3 separate regions of the Homo sapiens genome follow, and all the other regions are linked to region 1. A link is a contact called in ENCODE Hi-C or POLR2A ChIA-PET data. All regions are on one chromosome and are shown on one strand. The core of a region is the stretch at or near the end of the contact, and the rest is flanking DNA. Distances in the headings are between cores, read along the strand shown.

Region 1 (3,514 bases), core at 349-2,848:
CCTTTCTATAACCGCTTGCCTTGGTGGAAGCTAGCTGCCACATCACAAGGGTGTCCTGCAGAGAGGCCACATAGCAAGGGGCTGAGGACCACCAAGCAAGTGATCTTGGGGATGAAGCCCCCTCACAAGTCATGCTTTCAGATAAGACCAAAACCCTTACCAACAGCTTGACTGCATGAGACAACTTGAGCCAGAGGTGCCCAGCTAGGCTGTGCCCAGATTCCTTACTTACAGGACCTGTGAGCTCTTAAATGCTTATTGCCTAGGTTTTAGAGTAATTTGTTATGCAGCAATAAATAACTAATTGGAAGGAAGGAAGGAAAAAGGGAGGGAACAAGGGAAGAAGAGAGGGAAGGAAGGGAAGAAGGCAGGAATAACCATGTCTGCCATAATCTAGCCAGGGAACAGAAACCACTCTGAGTATTTTGGTTGCTCAGGAGACAACAAAGCTGAGCAGTTACTAGGAGACGGTGACATAACCCAGAGATGAGCAGGGACAGGAAGCTATACTGCCCCTAAAGTGGAGGATCAAAGGAGGAAGCAGTGTTACCAGAAGCCAGAAGAAGCCAGGTCACCCTGCAGAAGCTGGAACCACAGGGGCCTGATTGGTAGGAGCTGGAGCTGTAGATGCCATTCAAGACAGGGAAGGGCAAGGAGAAACATTGTGGCTTCTCTCTTCTTCTCACCATGCAGTTCCCATTGGTGCCTTCCATTGGCCAAACCCAGCCAGAAAGCAGCTGACACCGGATCCTAAGAAATAGCCCACAAGGGCCAGCCTCCTGCATTACACAGCACAGCTGGGAAGGAATGGCCTCACAGGCCAGGCCTGGCACACTAGCTAACTAGCTAAAGAGAAGGGAAAATATCTATTGCCAGTCCTCAGCAGATTCAGCCAGAAGGGACTGCTTATTAGCTCTGTGAACAAGGACCATTCACAATCTGCATGAAAACTCAAATTATGAGATGACAAAAATAACTACCAATCAACAGTACCCCTTGATAAACCACAAGGTAAATCATGACACTTGCCAAATGAGTCCTCCAGAGATGGGAGGGAACACGACGGCCTGGGACTGGCTGGGTTTGGGAACTGGAGAGAAGGAAGATCAGGTTGAAGTCAGGGCTCCTGGGTCCCAAGGGAAGAGGAGGTGACAGAACCCATGTCAGAGGGAGCAGAGCAAAGGAGTGAGGCTAGCCAGCGCGGGCGCCACGTGCGGAGACACACAGGTGTTCCACTGGGTCCAACACTAGGTCTTCACAGTCAAAAGAGAACTGAAACGTGAGGGTAAAGGGAGGGTAGCCGGTATGAGTGACTGGTGATCTAGGCAGGAAGCCAGGCTGCAGGGCATTTAATGAGTGGGTGCAATCACGTGGTAGAGTTTGACAGTGAATGGAAAGACAAAAACAAGCTTGCGGCATGGCAGGTTCCCGCCAAGGATCTGGTTTGAAAACAGAGGAAGAGAAGGTAGAAACTAACACCAAAGGCTAAGAACCTGCACAGTAAATTGCCTATCAGTCTTCCTCATAGCCTGCAAGCTACTTGAGGGAGGGATTTGCAGCACATGTGTCTCACTCAGTTTTCTGAGGGCCTTGGATAGTGTCTGGCCCATAGTAGGTGCTCAATGCATGGCTGTGAGATGAATGAGTGAGCCAAAGTGAAACCACAGAACGTCATGAGGGCAGGAGAACGAGGCAGAACCCACGGAAGATGCTCTCAAGTGATGTGGCGGCGTGGTGGCCTGCTGGAAAACCCCAGCGGCGGCCAGACCCGTGTGGGCAGCTGCAGTCAGAAAATGAGATGGTTCTTTCTGAGCAAATATGCAGTTATAAATAGCACAGGCTACGCAAATCGCCACAGCTGCATGGCAAAGGACTAGAGGGTGCGCTCAGCACAGAGGACGTTCCCGGCCACCAAATTCCTTCTGAACTATCCCCGCCATCAGCAGGGGCTGCTGCCCAGAGGGGAGACCCATGCCACGAGAGAGGTCAGCATTGCCTTACGTCTTTATAAGGCTGCTCCTAAGGGACTTGCCCTGAAGAGCCTTATGCTTCAAAGCCCACTCACCTGTAAAAGTGTCCCAACCACTGAGCTGGTTCCACAAAGGCATTAAGAAATTACCACTATGGGCTGGGCACGGTGGTTCATGCCTGTAATCCCAGCACTCTGGGAAGCCAAGGCGGATGGATCACCTGAGGTCAGGAGTTTGAGACCAGCCTGGCCAATATGGTGTAACCCCGTCTCTACTAAAAATACAAAAATTAGCTGGCCGTTGTGGCGCACACCTGTAATCCCAGCTACTCGGAGGCTGAGGCAGGAGAATTGGTTGGCCCCAGGAGGCAGAGGTTGCAGTGAGCCAAGATCACACCATTGCACTCCAGCCTGGGCGACAAGAGTAAAACTCAGTCTCAAAACAAAAACAAAAACAAAAACAAAACAAAACAAAACAAAAAAATACACTATGTCAAGTTATTAGGTAACCCATAACATCCTTTGTTTTAACATAGCCTTGCCAAGGGCCGGGCACAGTGGCTCACGCCTGTAATCCTAACACTTTGGGAGGCTGAGGCGGGCAGATCACTTGAGGTCAGGAGTTCGAGACCAGTCTGGCCAATATGGTGAGACCCTGTCTCTACTAAAAATAAAAAAATTAGCCAGGCGTGGTGGTGGGTGCGTGTAGTCCCATCTACTTGGGTAGCTGAGGAACGAGAATTGCTTGAACCTGGGAGGTGGAGGTTGCAGTGAGCTGAGTGAGATCATGCCACTGCACTCCAGACTCGAGATACAGTGAGACTCTGTCTCCAAAATATATATACATGTACTTCTCTAAATTAAATATTGAAATAAATTTTAAAATGCCCGGTTCATGTAGTTATAATAATAATACTAATAACAACAACTACTGCTACTACTACTACTAACATGTGTTGAACATGAACTAAGTTCCAGAAACCATGCTAAGCTACAAAACGGTGGACACACTCCCCTTGCACACCCTGTGGTAATTCAGTCCACACTCAGAAACTGCTGTTGGTTCAATGTTATTTATATTTATTTATTCTGCACCTTCTCCCAAAGACTTGAGGTGATCTGCAAGAATACATACATCAAAATAAGGTTTTTTTGTGTGTACAGGTCGAGTATCCCTAGTCTGAAAATCTGACATTTTTTGAATGCTGACACAATGCCACAAGTGGAAAATTCCACACCTAACCTCATGTGATGGGTCACAGTCAAAATGCAGTCAAATCTTTGTTTTATGCATGAAATTATTTAAAATACTATATAAAATTACCTTCAGGCTATGTGCATACGTGTATATTAAACATAAATAAATATCATGTTTAGGCTCGGGTCATATTCCTAACATATCTCATTATGTATATGCAAATATTCCAAAATTCAAAACAATAAAAAATAAAAACCCTAAAATCCGAAACACTTCTGGCCCCAAGCACTTCAAATAAGGGATGCTCAACCCACATAAGTGTCCTGGGACTGCTGTAACAAAGTGCC
Region 2 (3,514 bases), core at 710-3,209, 430 kb after region 1:
GGAAGCATTTCCCAGAAAACCCCAACAGATGTCCCCTGGCTTGGCCTTGGCCAGGACTGGTCACATGCTCTTTTCTAAGCCAGTGCCTGGGCAAGGGAAGGGGTTGGTCATAACGGATTTAGACTACTTAGGATTTACTTCTGGGCCAAGGAGAGGGAGGGGGTGAGGGAGGGGGTGAGGGAGGGGGTGAGGGAGGGGGTGAGGGTGGGGGCGGGGGGCTGGCCCGGCCTAAGATGGCTGGGGGTGATGCGTTCGGGGGACAAAGGAGTGCTGGACAGTTGTGTGAGCTGTAAGAAGGACCCGGAAAATACTGCAGAGTGATTGAGAGTGTAGAGGGGCCTGGGTTCTCACCTGTGCTCCCTCCCACCTTAGCTGGGTTATGCTGGGAACCTTTCAAGGCTTTGCTAAGCCTGGGTTTCCAGGAGTGCAATAAGATCGCTGTGATAAACATGTAGGTAAAGCAGTTGGCATAGTACCTTGCGTAGAATAGTCCTCAGCATATGTTTACTACTGTCGTTGTTGCTATTAATAAAAGTGACCTAGCTCCTCTCCTCGAGAAGTTCACAAGGGGCCCAAATGTGACAGGGGGAGCTATCAGAAGGCGGGAGGTGACTTCTTGCCAGGGAGCAAGCCAGGGCAAGAAGAGAGGCGCCGTGAAGCCTGCGTTCCCTCCCGCACGCGGCTTGCCTCGGTGGCCACACGGGGAGCTCAGCAAGGCCCAGGGTTCGGGAGGCGGGTCCTGCACAGCGACGCAGCCTTGTCCCGGTGGCCGCAGGCCTGGGGAGCAGGGCGCAGCACACCCGCCGCCCGCTTGCAGGCGAGACGAGAGCGGGGCGCCGGGATGCTGGCGTCCAATTTAACCACCAGGGCGCACGGGACGGAGGCCGGGGGTCCCGCTTTTCCGTCAGAGTTCGCGGTCACGAGTGGAACCCACTGAGCACTCTAGTTTCCTGGTATTTTCATGGCAGTAATTGGATGACAGAGTCAAGAGGCAGGGCCTGCGCCGACACTGACTAGCAACGCGCGGCCTCTGAGCCGCGCCCGGCCGCCCACCCCTTCCTCCTCCAGCACCGGGCCGGCTCCCCCTCCCGGCCCGGCTCGGCGGCTGGGGGGTGGGCGGAGCCGCGGCCGGGCAGTTCATTATGTTGGACAGGGCGCGTCTGCGCCTCCGGCCGCCGCGGCTCCCGGGGCCTCCGCCTGCAGCCGGCGGCGGAACGAGGGCAGGCGGCTGAGACAGGCGAGCTATTTGCATTCCCCGGCAGTCATTTTTATATGCGGAGGTAATGAAGTTGTCAGCGGCGCCCCGAGTGTGGCAGAGCCTGATATTCAAATCGCCCTGCCCGCTCCGCCTGCTCCCGCCCGCTGGTCCCGGGAGCCCCAGGCTGCGCGCGCCCGCACCGCATCGCCGCTTTGCCCCGCGACCGCGCGCGCCTCCTCGTCCTCCCCCGCGCCTTTGTTTCCGTCTCCTTCTCCTTTCCCTCCTCTTTTGTGTCGGGCCAGACTCAGCCCCAGAAACCAGCCACCCTGCCGCGTCCGACTGCCAGGGATCCCTCACGCCGCGAGGTGAGCTGGTCGCAGGTGTGGGGAAGTTCGCGGGTGCAGCTAGGCCGCCGCCCTCGCGCTCGACGCCACGCCCGCCTCCTCTTTCCTTCCCCAGGGGCCCCTTGCCCTCCCTTCACCTCCGTCTCCAAGAAAGATGACCTAGTACTGCCATTACCGTTTGGGCCTAGAGGAGTTTTCGTTCCTCTTTCCGAATGCATATTTGTGGTCATTTTTTATGATTGCAGAAACCCAACACACAGCTATTCTGTCAGGCTGCCGAGAAAAGGCTGTTCGGCAGTTGCAGCCCTGGTGAGGCAATGAGGAGGAAAGGTGGACGCACCTGCCTGGAGTGGTTGAAGGAAGGCAGTGAACATCCACGCTCCTGGGGTTGGTTTTCCTGAACCTCTGTAGCTGTGCTGCTCACTGGGGCAGCCACTGACCACAAGAGGCTGCCGAGGGCTTGCAGTGTGGCCAGGCCAGACCAGGATGTTCTCCAAGTGGGAAATACACACCCCATTGTAAAGAAGACTGTATGGAAAAAAGAATGTGAACTGGCTCATTCATCATTTAAAAACATTGATTGCATATTGAAATGATAATATTTTGGGTATATGGGGTGAAATAAAGTATCATGAATTAAATCTTTTTTTAAAAATGTGGCCACAAAGAACATTTAAATTTACACATGTGGTTCACATTATATCTCTGTGGGATCGCACTTAAGACCCAACCCCACCCATCCTCTAACTCTGCCCTCTCAGCTTGCTCTACAGGTACTTTGGAACAGGGCAGGGATGGAGGGAAGGTCCTTGTATCTTAGGGATCAAATGCCCAGGAAAATAATTAGGAGGTGTTTGGGATTATGCTGAAAACCCTGACAACACTGAATAGCAGATGTCTCTTTCTTTTCCCTTTGTTCACTGTAAAGAAAAACTTACACTCCCCCACAGCCATGCCACAATTCCATGGACCAACCATTCATGTGTGAAGGTGGGCCTCTAGGAGTGTTTTGTGCCTTTTAGGAGTTATTTGTGGCACACTAAACTTGCTGACATGCCATTTAGAAAAGTGAATACTGTGTACGCACTGTAACAACTATTCCATAAGTATTTTTGGTGTACACTGTTCCTCAGCACTCACAGGCTTCGGAGTAGGGGCTCCCGGAGTATGCATTGACACGATGCGCTGCAAATGATCCGGGCGTGGGGAAGTCCCCGAGTGTGCATTGATTCCACACACGGCCACGGCTCCTACAGGGCTTTTATGGTGCAGCTCGCCAATGATCCGTGTGTTAAAGACTCCCCAAATACACATTGACACGATAGACTGGAGTTGTTTGGGTCTATCGTGGCAATGATCCGGGGATAATGGCAGTGTCTTATACAATTTCACTGAGATTGGAGTGCTCATGGTCCTAATGGCAGAACCGGAACTGCCCCAGTTAAGTCCCACCATGGCGCCCAGTAAAGGGTGTGTGGGTCTTTGACCTTCTGCTTCATGACACTGTGGCATTGCTAATTTTACTGATATTTTAACTAACATAATTGAGTTAGCATTTTTTTCCCCCTGAAAATTCATTTTTGTAATTCAACACCTGAATTAGGGAGTCCATCTAGTGATGGTTTCATTTGGTTAATCATAAGCTAAAGACCTAGGAAAGGTCATTCTTAAACCTAAAGTGTTTTGGGAAAAATAATCGTGGGAGATGCATATGAGCTTGAGACAGAGTTAATATGGAATAAATAACCTCAGTCCTGAGAAAACCTAGTTGGCTAGGCTGAAATAGACAAGATGAGAAGGTGGGAAGAAGATGTTTTTAAAAATAATGAAAGTAACATATTCAATAAAAATAATTCAAACACTGTAGAAGTGTATGAAATAAAAAACAGAATCCTCCCACTCCTTCCTTCCTTCTTTCTATACCATTCACTGTTACAAGCACTATTAATATTTTTGTATATTCTTCCAGTAA
Region 3 (3,514 bases), core at 572-3,071, 400 kb after region 1:
GAAACATGCTTGTATTGTAGGTTTTTCGCATGCATTTTTAAAGCCTGGTTTTCATGTGAGTTTTGAAGTTATGAACCAGAAGCACTAAATATGTTCAAACCTTTTGAAACCACAATGTCTTTGTATATGTGTATATATACCTATTTTTCTTTAAGGTCATTTGTGAAATGATACATATGTAATAAGAAAGTACTGATCTTTGTAGAGGAATTGGAAAATTGTTTCTTTGACTAGGTGCCAAATAAGAATAATTTCTACCATTTATCGAACACTTTCTACGTGTTTGGCATTTTACATGTTTTAGTCTCAGTACTAAAAATCTTAGGAGTTGGGTATTATCTCAGTTTTATAGATAAAGAAATTATAGGAAAGATGGACATACTATATGAATCCCAGAACCTGGCAAATTTAAAATTAGCAGTACTCTTAAATGCTGGCTAAATTTGGTATGATTGTGAGATTTTTCAAATATATTCATTTTTCTTCAGTCTTAACTATAATCTCCCTTTTGTATTCTTGCCCCTGAGTAATTATAAACTTAAAGTCCCTTCTAATAGTTATGAAAAGAAAGTTATAGGCTAAAAAATATAAACTCAGTAAGTCTCTAACTATGAAAAATGGAATTCCTACTAATTTTTAGGTTTGAATGGGATTTTCAATTTAGGTTTGAATAGATTTGTTCATGACTGGGAGCCGCTTCCCTTCTTTACTGAATTCATCCCATTAATACAACTACATTTACCCTACAGTTTAGACTTTAGTATCATGGTTTTGTATTTCTTCAAATATTAAGGAATATTAAAGATTTTTTACAAAAGGCTAGTGTTGAACCATGACAGCTAGTTTTACACACACACGATTTTTATGTCTTTGTGTTCAATAGAGGGCACCACAGCATAGATCATGAATGTCTTCAATGAAGATTTGTAGGTTTTATTTTTTCTTATAGTAAGAGCTAAACAGGCTGAGTTAATTTTTTTTTTCTACATCAAACTGCTAACCTTCCATGTACTATGCAGTTATGTATATATATCATTGTATTGGGTTCAGCAGACCCAGGACATCCTTAGTTAGGATGAAATGATTTTGCATAGCTATATATTCTCAGCTAAACCAGCATATAATACATCTAATAAAATCATGTTGAGGAAAACTGTGCTTTTCAACTGTGTCCAGTTTAGGGAAAAAAAACAGATTTTGCTTTGTTTAGTCTAAAACTGTTATGGGGAAAGGAATAACTTCTGATTTGCACTATAAATATCTTTCTAGAAATTCTTTTAAAATCCTAGAGGCTATTTTTTATTCCTTTTATAAAGGTTTGAAAATCATATACTTTTTAAATGGAGGTTTCTACAAATGACATTTTATTGACTGTTTTACAAAGTACTCTTTATATTAGGTTTGAAATTGATTTTGGGCTATTAGATTTGTTTGTGGAAAATATGGCACAAACATGACTAAGGAAAAAATAGTATTTAATATTATGATGGTGGCAGTCACAGCCCTCTCTGATAGTAAGCCAAATAGTACTCAAAATAAATTAATTATGCTCACCTAACCAGATGGGAAAACACTCTCAAAAATTTTCATTTTAAATTTCAGAATGAACTATCTGACTAAAATAAGCATATAAATACATTTAAAAATTATTTTTGCTTATTTAAAACTCATGGAGTATGGTGGCATGAATTTAGCCAGAGAAACAGAGGAGATTCCAAAAACCAAAACTGTACCTAGCCGACTCACTGGTTTGAACTCTAGGCCTGGGGGAGTGTTCAGATGTCCCCTCCCCAGCCACATCTTTCTGGCTCTTTGGAATTGTGAGCTGGGTGAGCCTGGCTCCTTCTCTTTTCATCTGTGTGTCCTCCAGATGGCAGTATTGAGCAGAAAAAGAAAACGCTGGGAAATAATGAGTCTAATGTACAGTAAAATTGGAAATTGAATTATAGCTCAAGAAAAAGGACAGTAGCCTTGAGGTCCCGATCAACCTGGACTCTGATCACTTTTGTTTGCTGTACCCATGTGTTAAGTTACTAGCAAGTTAATAACAACACGTGAGCAGTTCAAGGCTCAGTAGAATTGCTTCAGACATGAAATAAAGCTAAAATGAATTTGTGTCCAATATCATTGGCATTAGTGCTCATTACTGTTGTGGTGTAATGCCTCAAACCATCTAAAATCAATTTTAAAGATTACCCATTATTTTATAAAGAAAATAAAACACATTTCCAACAGAAACAAAGCCACGAGTACAATCCCATGAACAGTTCCTTGTACTTATGGCAGGCAGGAAACCGCTGACAGAGGCCACAGGAAACACTCTGCTCAGACTTCACAGACTTCACGATCCAAGTTCGTATTAATGGATTGTTGCTCTATAACTCTTCTCTTAATCTGAAGTATTTAAAAACAAGAATGGTGAATATTTGTAAATGTAGAAAATAAATCTCAAAGAGTAGTAAGAGGGATTTACTACTTAGCTACTTGTACTTGGTAAATTAATCATTATCATGTGACATGGTCATCTTTTGGGAGGACCCAGGGCGGAGGACACAGAGGGAAAAAGAAGGATTTAGCTGCTTTGCTTGAGGTTTTGCCTTTTAAAAAGCACAAAGGTTTTACTTTTCCTTCTAATAGACCAGTAAAGAATATTTTCTCAAACTGTAAACCTGCTGAAGCAAAGGGGACAGCTAGATTTTGGTTTTAATACTGTGCATTTTTAGGCATTTTTGCCTTTGTTAAGAAATAATTGTTTTATTTTGTAGAAAAGGATTTGGTATTATAATGACCTTGGATTTTCACTAAATTGATATTAATGGCCAAAAGAGATTTACTTTCCTTATTACTTGTTTAAACAAGCAGAATATAAGGTAAGGTTCATTTGGTCTGAAATACATGATCTATTTTTCACAGATCGTTATATCGGAAAAATCTTATGTTGGACAAAATTCTACTTGGGTTTTAGTGTGTTAGTTTTGTCCCCTGTATCTGGTCTTAGTGTCTCCTCTTACATAATTATTGAACTATCAGTAGAGACTAAATGATCATATGTCAACATCTTTGCTAAAAGATAAACCAGTTTTTATTTAAATATAAAGGTATACTTTGATTTGATTTCATATTCTAAGATGTGCATTTCAGAGAAAACACATTCACTAATATGAATTTGAGCATCTGTAGATTTTGCTACAGGATAGTTTTTAATCTTCCATGTAGTTCTGATGCCCTGGTTGAAATCTGTTCTGTCTTTGTAAACTTTGATCTTAAATGTGGGAAGAGCAGTATGTATTCATCACAAAATTATCATATTTTAATTATATATATGGTAAAGTTGGCTGGGATCAATTTTATTTGGTTGCTCATTTTGACAACACAGAGATTCAGTGCTCCTAAAGATTTTGGAGAAATTTACAGTTAACCTTAAGTATTAAAAAAAGCCATCTCTCTCATGAGCTGTCGTAAACATGCCCTTAAGTATATAACTGTAAAGTTTTAAAATGTAAAATATGCTGAG

The links. A loop is a pair of places that touch in the nucleus more often than their neighbours do. ChIA-PET counts read pairs that join two places held with the same protein, here RNA polymerase II (POLR2A). Pooled maps may share reads with other maps.
Region 2: a loop to region 1 is called in a map of OCI-LY7, with 7 times the contacts of the local background. The contact joins the promoter of SNX10-AS1 here to the enhancer-like site in region 1. A Hi-C loop is called at or near these places in 2 of 168 maps with a recorded cell type or tissue (B cell and OCI-LY7), 16 of 37 single-sample maps with no recorded cell type and 9 of 50 pooled maps. POLR2A ChIA-PET finds 5 or more read pairs at or near these places in 2 of 52 experiments (OCI-LY7 and activated B cell).
Region 3: a loop to region 1 is called in a map of GM12878, with 2.7 times the contacts of the local background. The contact joins two enhancer-like sites. A Hi-C loop is called at or near these places in 6 of 168 maps with a recorded cell type or tissue (CD4-positive, alpha-beta T cell, CD4-positive, alpha-beta memory T cell, CD8-positive, alpha-beta T cell and 2 more), 15 of 37 single-sample maps with no recorded cell type and 14 of 50 pooled maps. POLR2A ChIA-PET finds 5 or more read pairs at or near these places in 3 of 52 experiments (H1, T-cell and WTC11).

The regions. Positions count from the first base shown.
Region 1 is chr7:25,967,018-25,970,531 of GRCh38, forward strand. The region is part of intron 6 of LOC105375199 (a long non-coding RNA gene); the gene reads right to left. Among named protein-coding and RNA genes, the nearest start is that of MIR148A, 19 kb to the left of the region's middle. RefSeq lists enhancers at 1,031-1,090, 1,541-1,980. Within about 2 kb of position 1,599, at least 5 of the 41 ENCODE cell types and tissues checked have a DNase peak (open chromatin) inside an H3K27ac peak, as active enhancers do; they include B cell and OCI-LY7, where a contact is called at or near this core.
Region 2 is chr7:26,397,459-26,400,972 of GRCh38, forward strand. It overlaps SNX10-AS1 (SNX10 antisense RNA 1), which reads right to left and starts at 1,960. Exons shown (of 2, transcript NR_136272.1): 1 at 1,883-1,960. LINC02981 (long intergenic non-protein coding RNA 2981) reads left to right here and starts at 1,111. Exons shown (of 5, transcript NR_148502.1): 1 at 1,111-1,563. RefSeq lists enhancers at 247-1,203, 278-517 and silencers at 988-1,447, 1,538-1,647.
Region 3 is chr7:26,367,855-26,371,368 of GRCh38, forward strand. The region is part of intron 5 of SNX10 (sorting nexin 10); the gene reads left to right. Among named protein-coding and RNA genes, the nearest start is that of LINC02981, 29 kb to the right of the region's middle. Within about 2 kb of position 1,822, at least 2 of the 41 ENCODE cell types and tissues checked have a DNase peak (open chromatin) inside an H3K27ac peak, as active enhancers do.